Regions from separate parts of the Homo sapiens genome. Here all the other regions are linked to region 3. A link is a contact called in ENCODE Hi-C or POLR2A ChIA-PET data. All regions are on one chromosome and are shown on one strand. The core of a region is the stretch at or near the end of the contact, and the rest is flanking DNA. Distances in the headings are between cores, read along the strand shown.

Region 1 (2,700 bases), core at 201-2,700, 1.3 Mb before region 3:
GAATAAAGACTGCCAACTCCATGGCAGAAATAACATACCTTTTGGGAATGTTTATCACTTCTAAAATGATGATAAAGAAATTCAACAGTTTGTATTTCTGGACGAACTAGGGGAGAAGAGGAAATAAAGTATCTACAGAGTATCACAACACACCTACAGGAAGCTGAGCAAAGTAGACTAATCACACTGGGCCCGGAGGACGGCTGGTAACAGAAACCTCAACGTTTATCTGAAGTGACTGCTCATCCCCGGGCACCACGGTGACAGGTGTGATAGAAAGATAAAACCCTAGACTCTGCTGCTCACCTGCCGTTGGGCCTTGGTCAAGCCACTTCTCTCTGAGCTTCAACTGCCCCATCTGTAAGAGGATAACAATTCCGGCCTCAGGGGGTCATCATAGCAACAAATGAGGAACCTGTAAATTAGTGCGAAAACACCCCACTTACTACTACTGTTTTTAAATGATTGTGAGAGTAAAAAGGGCCTTCGTGTTCAGAACCCAATCAGCTTAGAGTGAATTGTAGCACTTGGCAAATACTGCCTTTTCTGCTTGGAAACTTCACTTAAAAAGAAAAAAAAAATGAGGTCAAAGAGCGATTCCTAAAGCAAAAGAAAATTGCTAAACTTTAGACTATTCCTGACCCCAAAGTCCTCCTTCAGACCATGTTTCCCCTTTTTCACTCATATCTAGCCCAACATGCATAAATCCTTGCTTCTACCAGAGGGCCACACAGAGGAATGGACAGACAGGAAGAGTCTTTGCCCAATTAGTTTCACTTCCTCCCTGGCACCCCATGGTCACAGCCCTGGAGAATTGTTTTCTGCGGCGCTGAGGGCTACATTTTCGTTTTAACCAGCGCAAGGTAGGCAAGAGACTTAAGTCAGAGAGCTTGATGATGTAATGAATTTGCCAGCTGCCAACGACACTAGGACCTCATCACATTTCTTTGTTTTCCTTTCTAACCCCAAATCTAGCAGGCATCCCTGTTCTCATTAACAAAGCCTCCTATTAGCACCATTGCTCCCTAACTACCATCGGACCTCACAGGGAGAAGTTCTGTATCGAGAACAGTAGAGCAAAAAGACAGGAGGAAAGCAAGTCCCCAACATCATGCAGCCCACATACTAGCTCTGGATGGCTTACGTACGATGAAATCTCCAAGATGCCTTCCAAAAACCAGATGACCCTGTCCTTTCTGGAACTACCGCCGTCCCTTGTAACTCTGTAAGCTTCATTTCCAACCTCATCCTGCTCTAACTCGAGCACAAACATAAGTCTGTAGAACCACAGTGGCCTTGGGGGCATCATTCTCTTTGCCTTGTCAACATTTCTATTTTATATCCCTCCCTGCTCCTGTCTAGAGGTTGGTACTCAGTCTCCTGAGACTCATCTTATAGATAGAGCTTGATGGACCACGGGGAGAGGGCATCACTCCTGCTACAGTCTGAATGCACACACCTGGGGCCCAGCTGCCCAACCTTCCACCGCTGAAGTTCAAACAGTTGCATCTTAGACAACTCCTCCACTTCTAATCAGCCCAGCATAGAGGGAGTTTGGAGGTGTCAGACACCCATCAATGGCTGAGAGAGAAAGAAATATAGTGAAAGACCTGTTAGCAGTTCTGTTGTGCCCAACAGAACTCTCATTTGTCTTATGTCTAAAAAGCTGGCCATTGACTTTCAACAGGATTTCACTGATGCTATTAGAAAATATTTTACCACTAAATGAAAATAAAGATAAACTGCCTTTCTGAAGATGCAAAAGGTAAGAGATAATACATAAAAATGCAAGTTGATCAAATTTCACTTGATGTTTGATGACCCTCAGTGTCCCAGAACATTGCTTTGGGAATTATTTTCTCCTTTGATCTTGCAGAACAGTGTGAATGGACATAGAGGCCATTTGTATAAAAGAGGAACCTAAGGACGTAGGGGAAAACAAAAGAATCTGTCAGGGATGGGAAAAGCACACCCATTTAAATATGCAGAAACCTTAATGCCAGTGTCTGGCTAGCTATTAAGCAGTAATTCCTTCTCTATCCCTTATCATATCTACCAGTTACTCTGCAAGATTCTTCAGTGTAAAGAGCACTGTAAAATGTATTTTTCAGATTTATCTCGTCTTTTTGCCAGATCAGCCCACCCCATGCATATCTGCCAGCTGCCTCTTACACAATCCCTCAGAGCCCACGGAGCTGCACTGTGGGCCCTCAGATGATCTGATGCAGGTATAGAACCCCTCCCCCACATTCTTTTCTTGCTAGCTTGCCTCCATTACAAACCATCTTCCTCACTCAGATATTTTCAATCCTGGTAGTTTTTGCTTGTTTGTTTGAGACAGGGTTTCACGCTGTCACCCAGGCTGGAGTGCAGTGGTGCAATCATAGCTCACTGCAGCCTTGACCTCCTGGGCTCAAGTGATTCTCCTTCCTCAGCCTCCCAAAGTGCTGGGTTTACAGGCGTGAGCCACTGCACCTGACTTCCCCAGCAGTTTTGACCGTGATCTCATTTGCCTCTTTCTCCTGATTAGGCCAGCATTAGAGCATCCAAGAGGCTGCATAATATGGAATAAACATAGGTCATTAGATTTAAATCAAAATTCTGGCTTTTTACTTCCTAGCGATGCAAGCTTTGTTGAGTTCCTTAACTTTTCTTAGCACTTCTGCTTTTTAAAAAAAGTTGCTATAATACTAAATCGTA
Region 2 (2,700 bases), core at 95-2,594, 1.1 Mb after region 3:
CTTTTTTTTTAAGAGATGGGATCTCACTTTGTCACCCAGGCTCCAGTGAGGTGGCACAGTCATAGCTCACTATGGCCTCGAACTCCTGGGCTCAAGTGATCCTCCTGCCTCAGCCTCCCAAGTAGCTGGGACTACAGGTGGGTGCCACCACCCCTAGCTCATTGAAAAAGTTTAGAAGTTTGAACTTGTACAGATAGCTGAGTTTCTTGGGTGTGACCTATTTAAACCAGGTCATTTTTAAATGCTCTTTCAAAGTCTGATTTTATTAATAAATGAAATCATCCCATCATAAGGGAAACAATGAGAAATCTATGAAGGGAAAACATATCCATTAATATGAGGCACCCTGAAAATTAAACTGTTTGGTGGAAGGAACAACCATCACTTTCAATTTCTTTTTAAAGCAACTTCCAGAGAATAAGCTATGTTAAGTAAAATCAAAACAGGAAAAGCCACATCTAGGTGGATTTCAAACGAAATGATACCTCTCTGAAAAAAAAGCAAAAACAAAACCTTAATGCCTGGTGAAGTTTGAGGGGGGTCTCATAATCACAGAGCCATCAGGAAGCGGCTAGAAACAATGAAGCAGGGTTTCAAAATGACTGGTACAGGATGTACCCATAGAAAGAAATGTTGCGCGCACTGGTGGAGCTGCCAAAGTTACTACTGCAAAGTACCCTGAACTTTTAAAGCGTGGCTTGGGGTCACTCTGACCACACTCTTTCCAATCTGGTCGCCTTGCAAACACGCTAGGATAATTGGCGGGAGGGGGGAGGGGAGAGATGCGCGGACCAGTGAGCTGGCGGGGGTTGGGGGAGAAGCCGGCGGAGCTCTCGGGTCGCTAGCAACATTAAGGTTTCGCTTTCGTCCAAGGGCGGCGGGGGTGGGGGGGTAAGGGGGGCAACGAGATGGCAATGAACTTCCTCCCCCGAGAGACCCTGGCCTCGCGTCCGTGGGCGGCCAGATGCCTTCCCCTCCGCGGCCAGGCGGGGCAGGGGCGTGCTGCGGGAGGGGGCGGCCGCGACGCCCCGAGAGGAGCCAGCAGGGTGGCCAGGACGAAGCCCCAGGAAGCGCCTTACCTGTGCCGCGGCGCGCTCAGAGCCCGGGGCCGGGCCGGGACGCGCAGGTGCTTGGGGGCATCCTGGGGACGGCCTGGGCGGGCGGGGAGTCCATCGCACCCGGCTGGCTGCGCTCTTCCCGCCGCGGGGGGACGGGGAGGGGGCTCCCCTCGGCTCGGCGCCCGCCTCTTCTCCACCCAGCTGAGGACACAGCAGGTCCCGCGGCGGCGGCAGCAACAGGCACCGGCGGACGGTGGCGGCACCAGGAGCAGCAGCCGAAGAGGAGGAGGAGGAGGAGGAGGAAGAAGAGGAGGAGAAGGAGGAGGTGTCTGCGCGCGGCTCTGGTTTCCTCCTCCCAGCCTGGGCGAGCGCGCTGGAGGCGAGGGGAAGACAGGAGCCGGGATCTCCCCACTCGGTCCCCGGGGAGCTGGGAGGGGGACTCGGTGTCCTCCTCCTCCCCACTGCGCCGTGTGACTGTGCCTGGGCAGCACGGCCCGGACGGGCGAGTCACACGCGAGCAACAGCTGCTGCACTGCGGGTCCGCCGCGGCCTCCCTCCCCTCCTTGCCACCCCCCGCCCCCAAGCCCGCGGGCCATCCTCAGCCAGTGTCTGTGGGGGGAATAGGGGGGAAGTACTCGGGCCGCCGCCCCATCCAGACCCCTGCGCAGGATCTGGGCACAGCGTTTCCCTGGGGAGCCGGGGGCGCGGGGCCCCGCGCGTGATGCAGGCCCTCGTGGCGGGATGTACAGTCGCACACCCTGTCCTTGGCGGCCTATTTATAGCAGGTGGCACTGCCCGCCGCTTGCTCGGCCTGAGTGGCTCTCAGCAGGTGGCACTGCCTGCCCGCTCTCCGCGCTCCCGAAGGCGCCTCGCCTCATCTGCACCCTCCTCTTCTCCCTCCGAAACAGACGTGGTGGAAACTGCACACAACATGGGGGGCGGGGGCCGGGGGCGACCAAGCCACCTTGCTCTCCCCCGCCTTACCCCTTCTCCCCGTCCTTGGAGGATGGCAAGAGGTGAACTGAGGCACGGATGCCCTATGGGGCGCTGGCATGCGAGGCAGGAAAATCAGGGACTCTGGGAAACAACGAAGGCGAAGTGCCCTCCCGGGATTAAACACCAGGAAACTCCATTTCTAACCAATTGCGGGAGTGACGCAGAGCCTGGATTAGGCGCTTTTTCCTGCCCCGCGAGCCCGGCACACGCGCAGGAACACACACCACACGCACACGCACACCCCAGTGTGCATGCCCCGATCAGGTCTGGGGACATTCCCAGCGGTGATGTAGAGTGCAAGGAAAGACGCGGAGATGTGAAAAGCGGGACAGAGCTCGCTCCCTAAGACTAGGGGATGGCAGTGTGCAAAAAACAGGCGAAGCTCCCAGATCCCTATCCCACCAGGCACAGAGGCGCAACGTCACTCGCAGGGTGGGGAGAGGGATCTGAGAAAAGTAAGAAGCATCACATCCTCTCCAGAGAAGAGTCCGCAGGGAGGGGAGAGCCGGGTGCTCGGAGGAGGCAGTTCCAGACCCCCAGGTGGCATCTTTCTGGATTTTTTTACTTAATGTAGCTGGGGGTGGACTTTAGGGAAGTGGCTGAGCGTTTGAGCTGTACGGTTGGACTTGAATCCAAATCCCAGCAG
Region 3 (2,700 bases), core at 57-2,556:
CCATCCTGGCTAACATGGTGAAACCCCGTCTCTACTAAAAATACAAAACATTAGCTGGGCGTGGTGGTGCATGCCTGTAGTCTCAGCTACTCAGGAGGCTGAGGCAGGAGGATCACTTGGATCTGGGAGGCAGAGGTTGCAGTGAGCCAAGATTGCACCACTGCACTCCAGCCTGGAGACAGATTGAGACTCCGTTTCAAAAAACAAAAAACAAAAACAAAAGAATAAATGATTAAATTGATAAACTATACATTATTTCGTGTAATATTAGAAATACAATGAAGAACTGTGTTTCTCTGCATAAAACTTTTAGGTACGTGTTTTATACTCTGTTACAAAATAGTTGGGTGGAAAAACTCCCACCATATACAAAATGAAAAGGCAAATGACAACCTGGGAAAAATGTTTGCAAAACATATGCAAAGATTTCATATTCCCAATAGAGAAAAAAGTCTTATAGATCAACAGGAAGGATATAAATGCTGCAATAAAAGACATGAACATGCAATTAACAAAAGAAATTCAAATTGCCAGCAAATATTAAAAATCTTTAGAATTACTGTCAACCAAACAAATGCAAATTAAACAATACTTTTTTTTCCTTTTAAATTGGCAATGGTTAAAATGTTTCTATCTTCTAGATGTACTATTTTCTGAACACCAGAATTCAGCACAGCACCTGGCACCAAACAGGATCGACAATCATTTAATAAGTAAATGAATGAGTCATGTGCATGCAACCTAGACATGACTGACATTCACCCTTTTATTTCTTTCTCTCTTGAGAAGGGATCTCACTCTGTCACCCAGGCTGGAGTGCAGTGGCCTGTCATGGCTCACTGCAGTCTCAAATTTCTGGGTTCAAGTGATCCTCAGCTTCCTGAGTAGCTGGGACTACAGGAGTGCACCACCACACCTAGCTATATTAAAATTATTTTTGTAGAGAGGAGGGCTTGCTCTATTGACCAGTCTGGACTCAAACTCCTGAACTCAAGTGATCCTTCTGCCTTGGCCTCCCAAAGTGCTGGGATTACAGATGTGAGCCACTTCGCCCAGCCCACCGTTTTATTTTTGTGAGTATACTGTGGGTTTATATTTATAAATTGGGTGGGGAGAAGATCCCCTTGCTTCTTGAGATCATTTATTTACCTTTCTTGCTTAGAAAGACAAATAAATGGTCTGAAAGTGCTTATTTGGGGGGTAGTTTTTTTTTTTAATGGGAAGTGACTCAAAAGTGAAGTCTCAGTTCAAGACCTTTTTTTTTTTTTAAGTCTTACTCAAAAGGAAGTGAGTATGAGGTGAACTGCATTAACCTAAAGTGCTGCAGAGATAAACTTAAAGCAGGAAGCAACATACCATGAATGTACTGCAAGGGAACACATTTGTGTCATGTGAAGAGACATGACAAAAACAGCCCTCCTTAAATTATTTGTGGCAATAGTGATCACATTCATTTTAATTTTGCCGGAATATTTCAAGACACCGAAAGGTGAGTATATAATTGTAATCTAGCTTTCCTTTCTTAATTTAAAAAAATTAGTGTCAGCTAGTGGTTACAGAAAAGATCCTCTTTTTGGACACATGCTGCATAGGCTGAAGTTCTAGATCTGAAAAACTAATAAAACAAGATTGCAATTTTAGTTGACTGTTATATAGTACAGTAACCTAATTCATAGTACTTAATTATCATAGCATACCTAAAAATGAAAATATTTAAAATCTGTAGTCTAGATTTCAGACATTGAGATTACAATAATTGCATCATGATTTTGCTCTTTGAAACACTTTCTTCAAAGCAGTTTTTTTTTATTTTTTTATTTTTTATTTTTTTTTTTTGAGATGGAGTCTCTGTCGCTCAGGCTGGAGTGCAATGGCCTAATCTTGGCTCACTGCAACCTCTGCCTGCCGGATTCAAGCAATTCTCCTGCCTCAGCCTCCGAGTAGCTGGGATTACAGGCGCCCACCACCATGCCTGGCTAATTTTTGTATTTTTAGTAGAGACACGGTTTCACCATGTTGGCCAAACTGGTCTTGAACTCCTGACCTTGTGATCCACCCACCTCGGCCTCCCAAAATGCTGAGATTACAGGCTTGTGCCACTGTGCCTGGCCCAAAGCAGCTTTAAGTATGCTTTTTACATTTTGGAATTCTTTAATGAAGAAAGTGATATTTATTGTGTTAAAAATGCTAGAATTCCCTTTACTACAACTATTTCACACAGATAACTTACCGTCACCTTTTGACAAGAAAAAGCGTTTATATATTTTGAAAATACAATCAAAATAAGGTGAGTGGAAATTTAAACAGATGTATGTGTATGTATTTGTAACTGGAGAAAAATGGAACAAAATTAACTTTGTGAACGTTTCAGAAAATTGTGATATAATTGCTGAAACCTAGATTAGGAAAATAAATAGGTATAAATTTAAACTATTTTGATGTTAGCAAAGGACTTGAAAATTTATTAATGTGAGGTTCAAATGGTAATTGTGCTCCCTAGCATTTAATAAGAAGAAAAGGTGAAAAGAAAAGGCTGTATTCTATCATTAAATAGTCTTTATATGAATTTGATTAAAATCAGAGAAAAACTCATATTTGATTATTTGCTGCAATGAATATTTATTGTTGCATATATGTAATGCTAAATAGCCAGATAAAAATATTTTTGCTAATTATATTTGATGACATATTTCAGTGATT
Region 4 (2,700 bases), core at 157-2,656, 1.1 Mb after region 3:
TTAGTAGAGACAGGGCTTCTCCATGTTGGTCAGGCTACTCTCAAACTCCCTACCTCAGGTGATCCACCCGCCTCAGCCTCCCAAAGTGCGAGATGACAGGCATGAACCACCGCACCCAGCCAGGCATCAGTAATTTTTAACATCTCCAAGGTGTTTCTCTCATGCAGTCAGAATTGAGAACCTCTGCAGACAGAATAGTCATTGCTCAAAGACACTGATAGTTTCCAGCCCTGATTGTCTATCAGAGTCACCTGTAATGGGAAGGTGGCCAAGTGAGAGAGAGAGTAGAGGGTCTCAGATGATTGGGCTGTTTTGGAGCAAAGGTCAAATTCTCAGAGACCTCAAAGAGCAAGCAGGTCATATAAATGTGTGAAGAGGGCAAGGTGTGAGAGGATAAAGAATGAAGTAACTACAGCATCTTAGAGAATGCATTCTCAATTATTAAAACACTCCACCTAGCCAAGTCAAATGTGTCAGCCCACTGAATTCAGCCACAGAGGTCATTATTGGTGTTGACCCATAATGTTGACTCTGGGTTTACTTAAAGCTTAGAAATATATTCTAGCAAGTGATTCTGATTATCAGCCAGGATCAAGAACCACTCTTACAGTTTTAGATCCTTTACTTTAAAATATATATATATAGTTGCTCTGTGGAAAGCAATAGGCTATCCAAATAGGACTGCAGAGATCTAAACACGATAGTATCTGATATGGTTTGGCTGTGTCCCCACCCAAATCTCATCTTGAATTGTAGCTCCCATAATTCCCATGAGTTGTGGGAGGGACACAGTGGGAGATAACTGAATCATGGGGGTGATTTCCCTCATCCTGTTCTCATGGTAGTGAATGAGTCTCATGAGATCTGATGGTTTTATAAGGCAAAACCCTTTTTGTTCGGCTCTCAATTCTTCTCCTGTCTGTTGCCGTGTAAGATGTGACTTGCTCCTTCTTGCCTTCTACCATGATTTTGAGGCCTCCCCAGCCACGTGGAATTGTGAGTCAATAAACCGCTTTCCTTTATAATTACCCAGTCTTAGGTATGTCTTTATTAACAGCATAAGAATAGACTAATACAGTATCCCTACAGAAATCTCAAATTGTTGTCTAAGTAACTTTAAAAGGATGCTTTAATGTCTCACCATCTCAGCACTCCTGAGACATTAACGGAGGACTTGAAAGGCAGGGGGGCCGGTCTGGGAACTGGAAGAGTTGCTTCCCTACTAAGCCTGACCATATCCCCACCAAAACAAACCCTGACACTCCTGCCCCAGCTCTTCTGCCAATTTCTTCTTTTGAGGAGGAACAAGAAGCAAGGGCGGCAAAACCTCCTGTAAGTTTAGGAGGTGATGCCAGGCAGGCTGCCCTCTAGTGGGGGGGGCCAGTGAGGCAGGGACACATGCAAAAGAATGACCTCACTCTGCCAGCTTGCTCCTCCCCACCCTAAGACCTGGTTAAAAATAGAGCCATTGTAATACAAACTCTACAAGGAAGTTCAACTGGGTTTCAAGTGAATCAGAACCACTTGGCAATGGATCAGGAATTCAGTTCACAAATATGAATATTCATTAGCACCTATTTTGGAAAGCCACAGAAGTCCTTGCAGGAAATAGCAAAATGGAGTCAGACCAGAATCCTGCCCTCAAGGGGCATAGAGGGTAGCAGGGAAGCTCAGGCAGGGAAAAGAGTGACAAAAGCCTGAAGTTATTTTCCCTCAAAGTCCAGGTGAAGCTTCGATGAGTTCCCAGAGGAAGGAAAATAACTTCAGGCTGCAAAGGAAAACCCAGCTTCCTGGCTGGTTTCAGGCCATTTACAGAAGGTGGAGAGGGAATGGGCTTTCCAGGAAGAAGGATCCGCATGGAGAAAGGCTTAGAAGATTAACGTTCTCTGGAAATCAGGCCTTGCATAGGAGGAGATAGGACAGAAATCAGAGCTTCATAGTGGAGAGGGAATGTTAGTGTAAGTTTGATGATATGCAATCATCTCTTACAAACAGAAAAATTTGTTTCCAAAGAAACCCATATTTGCCAAGGATAATACCAAATCCTGAAAATCTAATACTAAAAATCCCTCTGCATAAATTGAAAACATATATGCCCATGTAAAAATGTGTCCATGAATGTGCACAGCAGCACAACTCCCAAGAGTGGAAACAACCCAGCTGCCCTTCAACTGATGAATGGATCAACAAGATATGGTATATCCACACAATGGAATATTATTTGGCTATAAAAAGTAATGAAGTACTGATACATGCCACAGCACTGATGGACCTTGAAAGCACTATGCCAATTGAAATAAGCCAGTTACAAAAGACTGCATACTGTATGATTCTATTTATATGAAATATCCAGAACAGGCAAATCCATAGAGACAGAAAATAGACTAGTAGTTACCGGGGGCTGGAGAGAGGAGAAAATAGGGAGAGACTGCTAATGGGTGCAGGGTTTCTTTTTGCAGTGATGACAATGTTTTGGAATTAGATGGTGATGATGGTTACATTAATATACTAAATACCAAAATTTGTGGATTTACTAAATACCAAAATGTTACAGAATGTAAATTACATCTTAATTTTGGTAAATCCCGCTGTGTGATGATGATTGAATGACTTTAGGTAAGTTAAGTCACTGGGCCTTTGTAATAATGGATCCCACACTTAAAAGGGATAGTTTTGGCTGGGTGTGGTGACTCATGCCTG
Region 5 (2,700 bases), core at 201-2,700, 1.0 Mb before region 3:
ACACGATGTTTACATTTCCTAAAGCGCGTCTTTTAGTTAAAATTAAAGGATGAGAGTTAAAACGAGTTACAAAAGACAGCTGGTGTTTGAAAGAAAAACACTGGAAGTAATAAAAACGGAGTGAAAAGGCTGATGTTGGGATTAAAAGAAAACATTTTTTTAATACAGCTGCAAATCAGTCATTGTTTTCTGAGAGGCTAGGTTCATCTCCAGGATTTTCTTCTAGGAGCTCAACCAATGGCCACCTTTACTGAGTTAACCAGTCTCCAGGCAAGCAGCCCTTGCTGATTGGCTCAAAGATGTCGAGTAGAAAAAGCAGCCAATCCTGCCTTCAAGCCAGAACTGTGCCATGGAGACATTACAACCACTGCATGGCGAGAATGTGTACAAACCTGTCCGTGCCACAAATATCAGATCCTAGTTACAAAGACTGCCGCCGAAAGGAAGAGCCTTTGAAGCCAACACTGACACTGACCTGTCATCTACATTCTATTACTCTAGCTCTCTTTCGGAGGGAAAAAAAAAACTATTTTAACCAAAAGCGCATGAGAGATAAACTGTGCCCCCGCTAAGATGACTCACTCTATTGAGGATGAATTTCCAAACGGACGGCTTAGAGAGAGTCCCGATGAGAGAGGGGCTCTAGAAGGGTCCCATTGAGGGACAAAGTTGCAGATGGGGGCAGGGGAGGCGGGACGAGGGCCAAAGACACACAAATGCCGGGGAGGGGAAAGTCTCCCCGCAGTCTCCAAAATCCGAACGTGTGAGTGGCTGTGTGTCTGGACTTGAACTGAGTAAATAAACGGCTCTGCTAGGACTATGTGCTCAGGAAGGTGGCCTGAAGTTCCCAGAAGGCTCCGCCTGGCAAACACCTAAGGCGCCTGGAGGGGCGCAAGGTCAGGTCCCGGCGGGAACAGATCTGGGAGGAAACCTCGGGGGGTCGAGAGGGGTGTGTCTGGGGCCTGGAGGCCCGCCAGGCACTCGGAGGCCAAGGAAGCGGCCGCGGCCCCCGCCTTCGCCCGGCCTCGGGCTGAGCGCCAGGGCCCGCCTCTCGCCGACGCCTCACTTCCCTTCCGTCCGGGCAGCCGGGCCCGCGGGTCAGATCGGAGGCGGCCCGCGCCGGGCCCCACATTCAGGGCTTGGGGGTTCATTCGCCGCGCCGCCCGCCGCTGCTTCAGGCCCTCCGCTTCGGCTCGGAGCCCCGGGACCCCTAACCTCCAGGGCCCTCACCTTGGACCCGCCTCCCTGCCTCCCACCCGCCGCCTTTACCTGCTTCTGGAGCGGGCAGAGGGCGTCGAAGCCGGTGCCGCGTCGTCGAACGCACAACGCGGCGCCGCAGGTCCGCAGCCCTTTCCCGCCGGCGCCACTGCGCTCTCCCGCGCCGCGCAAGGCTAGCAAGCAGCTGCGGCCGCGGGGGAGACACGGCGAGCGCGCCCGGCGGGGAGACACTGCCGCTCTCCGTCCGGCCGGGGAAGAGCAGCCGCGCAGAAGCCCGCCGCGAGAGGGCGGGTGGGCGGCCGGGTGGGGAGGGGTCTCGAGGCGCCGGCAATGGCTGCCACGTCGCCCAGGTGGATCGCCGCCCACCGCCCCCCCCCAAGCCCGCCGGCTGTCCGCCACGACCTCTGCTTCGTCCCCGAGCTCCGCCTCGGCGCGGCGGCCCGGGGGACTTGAGCCCGCGGGCGCTCCCACCTCTCCCGCTCCCGCTCTCCCGTTGGAGAGCAAGCCCTGCCCGGCCGGTTCGGCTGCTTCCGGTCGCCCACCCCCCAAGTCTCGCCCGAGAGCGGGCCGTGGTCCCCACTTTTCTTATCAGGGGGTCCCTGGAGGAGCAAGCCCTTCTTCGAGTGTCGGGTTCTGCTTGGGGGGAAGGCGGGAGCTGTTTGGCGCTGGGGAACATTGCAACAGGCCCGGAATTTTTGCCAAAATAAGCGGCGCGGTAAACCACAGCTGTTTCTAGCCCTCGGCACTCTCCCGAGCCCCAAAAAACAAAACAAACACAAGGTCGGCCTCGCGAGGTGAGGGGAGAAAGGAAAGCAGAGCTGGGACGAGCCCTGACGCGCGCGGGGTCCAGGCTGCAAGTTGGGAGGGACGGCGAGGCGAGCGACCGGCCTCGGCATTGCCTGACTAGGGCCGTGGCCGCTGCGGCGGGCACGGGAACCCGCCTTCTCGCGCGCGGCCCTCCCGCGGGGGGCTTCCGGGCGCGCGGCCTCGGAGCCCCACGGGGAGACAAAGGGGTAGGCGACTGCCACGGGGTGGAGGGAGGCTGCCCAGCCCCATCGGCCCTGCCAGCGTGCGGTCTGAGCTCGGGGAATGTGTGCGCCTTAGCCGGTGGAACCGCAGCCGCTGGCCTTTGCCCCCAGTTCGAGCTTGAGTTTTCGGATGCCAAGAAAAAGCAAAGACGTGCTCTTCCCTCTTGCGACCGCTGTAGTATGAGTCCGTCCCCAAGCCTGCACCATTTTTTTTCTCTCAACTCTGCTTTCCCTGGTTTATTTGTTCTGGGTTCTGATGTGAAATGTTTAGTGTTTTCAGGGTACGCAAATTTTTCACCTTTGCTTTCTGGTTGGTGGTGGTGGTGGTGATGGTAGTGGTGGTGGTTTTGCCTGTTTTTTACTTCCTCCGTCCCCTCCCTTTGCGGTTACTTTTCATTCCACTTGCAGTGGTTTTTCCCAGAATAGAGAAGCGAAATAACCTCATGACAAAGTG
Region 6 (2,700 bases), core at 149-2,648, 1.0 Mb after region 3:
AAATTAACCGTGAGGTTGTAAAGTGGGATTTACTACATTTGGGAAATTATTACCTCTGTATACCAAGGGGCTACTCAGAGGTTTACAGTTCCCCACCTGCTTTCTGGCAGGCTGACTCTGTGACTGCCTTCACCACCTTCCCCCCACCCACCCCCGCCCCAGGTCAGCAGCTGGGTCTCTCTCATCTTGGCAGTTGTGTCTCAAGTGCCTGCCACAGAGTAGAGGCAAAAGAAATAGATTGTGATCAACACTGAGCTTGAAGCGGCCAGATTTCTTGACCAAGAACGTCTGGAAACACCACACTACTCCCCCAAATAGTGTAGTTATTGCAAAACAAATACAGAGTTGTGTGGTCTGGTGGTCTAGTACATCCAGCTCTTTCCTTGGGGAAAAATATCCAGAGACCACATTCTCAGCTGATTAACACACTAGAGAATTGACAAAAATCAAACTTTGGTACGATGTTCTTTCAGTTACACCAAAACTGGATGGCACAGACTTGAAGGGCTGCTTTTACTGAAACACTAGTGTGATAAAAATCCCTATGTATTATATTCACATATTTCTGGAAATGGAAGGAGAATCCCTTCCCTTCACCTGGAAATTCAGGAATACAGCTTTTTCTGGAACCGTAAGAAGGCTTTGGCCTTAGATGTACTAGCAATATTTCATGCTTATTATACAATTAATTGATTAATAATCAGTACACAAGGGGCCACAAACTCCTTACTCATAAGCGGGCTTTTGGTTGTGTTTCTGAAGTCAAATTTTACAAGTTCTAATACAGGGGTATCCAATCTTTTGGCTTCCCTGGGCCACACTGGAAGAATTGTCTTGGCCCACACATAAAATACATTAACACTAATGATAGTTGATTAGCTTAAAAAAAAAAAACTCAATGTTTTAAGAAAGTTGATGAATCTTTTTTGGGCCACATTCAAAACCATCCTGGCCTGTATGTAGCCCACAGGCCGTGGACTGGACACTTGCTCTAACATTTTAAACTTGGAAACTTACATATTTCTTTTAAAAGCCTAACACAATAGAGACTGTCACAATAGACCAGTGTAAATGTCCCTAAGCAAATAACGTCTCAAAAATCTGACAGTTTATTTCCACCTAATGACTGGTTTCCTTTGGGCCCACCCTTTAAAAAGAACTTCCGCAAAATACCACTTGGCTAATTCTCTGCCTTGGGCAGTCCTACAATTATAAATTCTGCTAAACAAATAAACTTCCTTCCTATTTTTAAAGTATTCCAAAATTGGAAACTCTGTGTCTTTGGTTGGCAAACTATTTTCTGGAGTCTAACAGCCTTAGCCATGAAGAAATTCTTCATTGCACTCTGAGAGACGAAAAAAACCAGAAACTGTCAAGGAGTCCCTCCCTACACCTATTTCAGGGAAGGGGAACTAACCCCACAGAGTTGTGACCTTGGGCAAGGTCACACAGGCTGCTGGTGGCAGAAGCCAATGTCCTCCTCTCTCCCCCATTTTCCCCTTAACTGATCTAAGTTACTTGTGGCCTAAAGAAAGCAGTTTGCTCTTGTTCTGTACTAGGGAACAGGGTTTATGTTTAATTCATGCAGAATGTGCTAGAACAACAGAAAGAATCTAAATATTAGTGTCAGCAAAAAGAATCAATCTCCGTAAAACATTTAAAGAGATTTATTCTGAGCCAGATGTGAGGACCACGACCCATGACACAACCCCAGGAGGTCCTGAGAACACGTGCTCAAGGTGGTCGGGGCTATAGCTTGCTTTATACATTTTAGGGAGACATAAGACATCAATCAATATATGTAAGGTGTACATTGGTTTGGTCTGGAAAGGTGGGACAACTTGAAGGTGGAGGGGAGGTTGCAAGTCATAGGTGGATTCAAATATTTTCTGAGTGGCAATTAGTTGAAAGCGTTATTATCTAAAGATCTGGAATCAATAGAAATAAGTGTGTAGGTTAAGACAAGGTCATAACCTGGGTGAAGACCAAGGTTTTTATCATGCAGATGAGGCCTCCAGGTAGCAGGCTTCAGAGATCTTATCAGACCTAACAAAAAATGTGCCAGACTCTTAGTTAATTCTCTCCTGGTTCAAGGAAAAGATCTGGAAAGTGAAGAGGATTCTTTAGAGAAAGTAGATTTTCCCCATAAGAGACAGCTTTCCAGGGCCATTTCAAAATATGCCAAAGAAATATATTTTGTGGTAAAATACTTCAATTTCTTTCAGGGCCTGCTATGTCAAGTGATGTCAGACTGCAGTTAGGCTGGAATTTGAGATCTGTTTTGGCAGTCTTAAGATCTCTGTTTTAATGTTTACGCTGGTCAGTTGTGCCTGAATTCCAGAGAGAGGAAGGTGTAATGAAGCATGTCCCCTTTCCCATCACGACCTGAACGAGTTTTTCAGGTTTCTCTGGAATGCCCTTGACTGAGGAGGGGGCGGTCCATCGGTCAGTTGGGGTGCTTCAAATTTTGTTTTTGGTTTCCATTTGAATGAGTGCCAGGTGATGCAAAGAGCTCTGTTTGGATCTTAGCTGTGGCTTTGGGAAAGACATCTCACCTATAGTGGGCTTCATGTTTCTTCATCCTTAAAAAGAGGGAATGCAGCTAAGCAACTACAAAAGTCTTCCTCCACCCCTAAATTCAATGATGATGATGGTTCACGAGTACTAAGTGCTTAATCTAGGTACTAAGTGTGTTATGTG
Region 7 (2,700 bases), core at 20-2,519, 2.0 Mb before region 3:
TTAGTAGAGACGGGGCTTCACCATTCACAGGATGGTCTTGATCTTCTGACCTTGTGATCTGCCTGCCTTGGCCTCCCAAAGTGCTGGGATTACAGGTGTGAGCTACCGCGCCCAGCCTCTCCTAGGTGTTTCTTTAAATGTAGATACCTGGGCCCTACCTGTGCCTTACAGACTCAGACGCAGGTAGTGGGTCTCAGGAACCTGCATTTTAACTTCCTCCTCTATGCATCATTTGAGAAGCATGGCTCAGATTCTGACACAGGAACTGCTTTAGTTAGGGCCTTCTGTTGTGTTTGAAGTGCTGTGTTCCTATTATAATGGATACTGATCTGGCTAACATTTAACAAGAATCACAGCCTTAATGAAAAACGTGGAAAACATTTATTTTCTTTTAAAAAATAATATTTTCTTTTGTTTTTGATAGAATCAAGTAGAAGTGGCCAGGCATGATGGCTTATGCTGTAATCCCAGCACTTTGGGAGGTTGAGGCAGGAGGATTGCTTGAGGCCAGGAGTTTGAGACCAGCCTGGGCAACATAATGAGACTTCATCTCTATAAAAAATAAACAAAAAATTAGCTGGGTATGATGGCACGTGCCTGTAGTCCCAGCTACTCAGGAAGCTGAGGTGGGAGGATCTCCTTGAGCCCCGGAGGTCAAGGCTGCAGTGAGCCAAGATCACACCACTGCACTTCAGCCTGGGAGACAAAGGGTAACCCTGTCTCAAAAAACATTTTTGTTAAAAAAAAAAAAAAAAAAAAAAAAGAGAGAAGAGTTCTTAATTGCTCCTGTGCTCCAGAAATTAAACTACTGGAAATCTCTTCTCTTGTTCTTGTCCCTAAAATGGAATTTGTGCCATAAGCTTTACTGCACTATGAACACTGAATATTTAAATCCCAGCTGTGCTATTACTAAATGGATGATTGTGGCTGAGTCACTTAACACCATACGTTTCCTCCTCTGTCAAATAGGGTTAATAATAGTCTCTGCCTTGTGGGGTGGTTGTGATGATTAACTGAAACAAGACATGTGGGGCACAGAACGTAGTGATTGCCATGTAGTAAGGGCTCAGCAAAAATTGGATTTTATAAATATTCTGGTATGGAAAATTAATTCTCCCACTGAAGGAAAAGCACAGAGAGAGAGTAAAAGAGGGACTACGATTGTGTACACAAACAGAAAATAACTTCAGATAAGCAGCAGAGTAGACTAGAACAAGTAGGCAGGAAGACAGTGTTTCACAACGTAGAGATCCTGCACATGGCAGGCCGGCCTATCTCCATCCGGCCCTGTGGTTTGGCTTGTTCGTCATTGCCCATGAGCCTCGGTCTTACTTGAAGGGGTGAGGAAGGTGATGGGTCCTGAGGGTGGTGCAGCTCCCTGGCCTGGACATCGGGGGTCGGTCTTCTGCTCGTGATACTCCTGCTCGCTGGCTTCATACTTCCCGCGTTACTTCCAGGGGTTACCAGCGTTTCCATCCAGTCATTTCACACACCTCATTGAACAATTTTCCAAGTGTTGGTTTGCTCTCTTCCTTACTACATATTAATGAGGTGTCCAAGACTGCTGTTCAGCACGTATCTAAAATGTTGTTTAACTACATCAGAAGGTAAATCTATAGCTGCTGAAGCGAACTAAAAAGCTGTGTCAATCTGGTGCAGTGGCTCACACCTGTAATCCCAGTGCTTTGGGAGGCTGAGGTGGGAGGATAGTTTGAGGCTAGGAGTTTGAGACCAGCATGGGCAACATAGAAAGACCCCCCCCCATCTCTACCAAAAATAAATAAATAAATAAAATTAGCTAAGTGTAGTGCCGTGCACCTTTAGTACCAGCTACTCGGGAGGCTGAGGCAGAGGATGTCACTTGGGCCCAGGTGGTCAAGGCTATAATTATGCCACTGGCTTCCAGCTTGTGCAACAGAGTGAGACCCTGTCTCTTAAAAACAAGCAACAAACAAAAAAGGCAGCTGCATTGATAATCAGTCAGGTAAAGCATCGTCATTTTCACTTTCAAAAAGTTGTTCTGAGTATTAAGTGTTAGCAAAGATGCTTTTCTCTCTGTAGTATTTTTAGCCTTAACAGTTTTCACTCTTAATTTCAGTGTGAGTGTGGTGTGTGTGGTGTCTGTGCGTGAGTGTGAGAGAGAGAGATGGGGAGGAGGAGGGAGAGTGAGAGCAGTGTTCTGATTGTAGAACACCCTCACAGGTAGAATTGTTATAACTTTCTAATTGCAGACCACTCTCATAGAAGATTCTTAAGGAAACCTCAGCCCACCTTCTGAAGGGATGAGACGAGTAGCATCTTCAAGTGAAATGCCCTCTGGGGTCTGAAGGTTCTAAAAAAAATCCTAGAAAACCAAGGAAGATGGTGAATTATGGAAGAACTACCCAGATGATTTTCAAAGCTGTAAATTAACAAGTGTGTCTGTTTTAGGAGGAGGGGGTGAAAAGTCTAGGGTGTGTGTGTGTGTTTTTCTTTCTTCTTTTCTCTGTTCACTTGCCAAAAACAAACAAAAATGACCTCACTTCAGACACAGGGATAAAAGCAGGAGGAAATTGCTATAGTTAGAACACTATAGGTTTTTTTTCCCCCTGTACTTTTTGGATACATATTTTTAAAAAAATAAATAGGATCACTTACTCTGGCCTAGCACAATTTCATCTAAAGTGTTTTGAAAGTTATAGTCTTAATTTTAGGGACAGA

The links. Hi-C counts contacts between places; a loop is a spot of excess contacts on that map. ChIA-PET counts read pairs that join two places held with the same protein, here RNA polymerase II (POLR2A). Pooled maps may share reads with other maps.
Region 1: a pooled map shows a loop between it and region 3 (5-fold over the local background). The contact joins the promoter of LINC02265 here to the promoter of TMEM156 in region 3. A Hi-C loop is called at or near these places in 1 of 168 maps with a recorded cell type or tissue (B cell), 3 of 37 single-sample maps with no recorded cell type and 8 of 50 pooled maps. POLR2A ChIA-PET finds 5 or more read pairs at or near these places in 1 of 52 experiments (A673).
Region 2: a pooled map shows a loop between it and region 3 (9-fold over the local background). The contact joins the promoter of TBC1D1 here to the promoter of TMEM156 in region 3. A Hi-C loop is called at or near these places in 2 of 37 single-sample maps with no recorded cell type and 12 of 50 pooled maps. POLR2A ChIA-PET finds 5 or more read pairs at or near these places in 1 of 52 experiments (K562).
Region 4: a pooled map shows a loop between it and region 3 (4-fold over the local background). The contact joins the enhancer-like site here to the promoter of TMEM156 in region 3. A Hi-C loop is called at or near these places in 1 of 168 maps with a recorded cell type or tissue (B cell), 1 of 37 single-sample maps with no recorded cell type and 11 of 50 pooled maps. POLR2A ChIA-PET finds 5 or more read pairs at or near these places in 1 of 52 experiments (activated CD4-positive, alpha-beta T cell).
Region 5: a pooled map shows a loop between it and region 3 (7-fold over the local background). The contact joins the promoter of N4BP2 here to the promoter of TMEM156 in region 3. A Hi-C loop is called at or near these places in 2 of 168 maps with a recorded cell type or tissue (both naive thymus-derived CD4-positive, alpha-beta T cell), 1 of 37 single-sample maps with no recorded cell type and 16 of 50 pooled maps. POLR2A ChIA-PET finds 5 or more read pairs at or near these places in 1 of 52 experiments (CD4-positive, alpha-beta memory T cell).
Region 6: a map of OCI-LY7 shows a loop between it and region 3 (10-fold over the local background). The contact joins the enhancer-like site here to the promoter of TMEM156 in region 3. A Hi-C loop is called at or near these places in 1 of 168 maps with a recorded cell type or tissue (OCI-LY7) and 1 of 50 pooled maps. POLR2A ChIA-PET finds 5 or more read pairs at or near these places in 2 of 52 experiments (B cell and naive thymus-derived CD4-positive, alpha-beta T cell).
Region 7: a map of OCI-LY7 shows a loop between it and region 3 (11-fold over the local background). The contact joins the enhancer-like site here to the promoter of TMEM156 in region 3. A Hi-C loop is called at or near these places in 1 of 168 maps with a recorded cell type or tissue (OCI-LY7), 1 of 37 single-sample maps with no recorded cell type and 2 of 50 pooled maps.

What each region holds. Positions count from the first base shown.
Region 1 is chr4:40,305,935-40,308,634 of GRCh38, reverse strand. LINC02265 (long intergenic non-protein coding RNA 2265) reads right to left here and starts at 1,450. Exons shown (of 4, transcript NR_121641.1): 1 at 1,149-1,450; 2 at 307-358. RefSeq lists enhancers at 281-410, 981-1,030.
Region 2 is chr4:37,889,728-37,892,427 of GRCh38, reverse strand. It overlaps TBC1D1 (TBC1 domain family member 1), which reads right to left and starts at 1,344. Exons shown (of 22, transcript NM_001396959.1): 1 at 1,080-1,344. RefSeq lists an enhancer at 1-36 and silencers at 816-1,315, 1,636-1,825.
Region 3 is chr4:39,031,015-39,033,714 of GRCh38, reverse strand. It overlaps TMEM156 (transmembrane protein 156), which reads left to right and starts at 1,306. Exons shown (of 7, transcript NM_024943.3): 1 at 1,306-1,489. The coding sequence starts at 1,402.
Region 4 is chr4:37,969,622-37,972,321 of GRCh38, reverse strand. The region is part of intron 2 of TBC1D1 (TBC1 domain family member 1); the gene reads right to left. Among named protein-coding and RNA genes, the nearest start is that of PTTG2, 11 kb to the right of the region's middle. Within about 2 kb of position 1,406, at least 8 of the 41 ENCODE cell types and tissues checked have a DNase peak (open chromatin) inside an H3K27ac peak, as active enhancers do.
Region 5 is chr4:40,055,600-40,058,299 of GRCh38, reverse strand. It overlaps N4BP2 (NEDD4 binding protein 2), which reads right to left and starts at 1,450. Exons shown (of 18, transcript NM_018177.6): 1 at 1,270-1,450. It also overlaps the pseudogene LOC344967. RefSeq lists enhancers at 389-488, 589-638 and silencers at 829-1,178, 1,229-1,688, 2,029-2,238.
Region 6 is chr4:37,988,514-37,991,213 of GRCh38, reverse strand. The region is part of intron 2 of TBC1D1 (TBC1 domain family member 1); the gene reads right to left. Among named protein-coding and RNA genes, the nearest start is that of PTTG2, 29 kb to the right of the region's middle. Within about 2 kb of position 1,398, at least 5 of the 41 ENCODE cell types and tissues checked have a DNase peak (open chromatin) inside an H3K27ac peak, as active enhancers do; they include B cell and OCI-LY7, where a contact is called at or near this core.
Region 7 is chr4:40,991,425-40,994,124 of GRCh38, reverse strand. The region is part of intron 6 of APBB2 (amyloid beta precursor protein binding family B member 2); the gene reads left to right. Among named protein-coding and RNA genes, the nearest start is that of APBB2, 220 kb to the left of the region's middle. Within about 2 kb of position 1,269, at least 9 of the 41 ENCODE cell types and tissues checked have a DNase peak (open chromatin) inside an H3K27ac peak, as active enhancers do; they include OCI-LY7, where a contact is called at or near this core.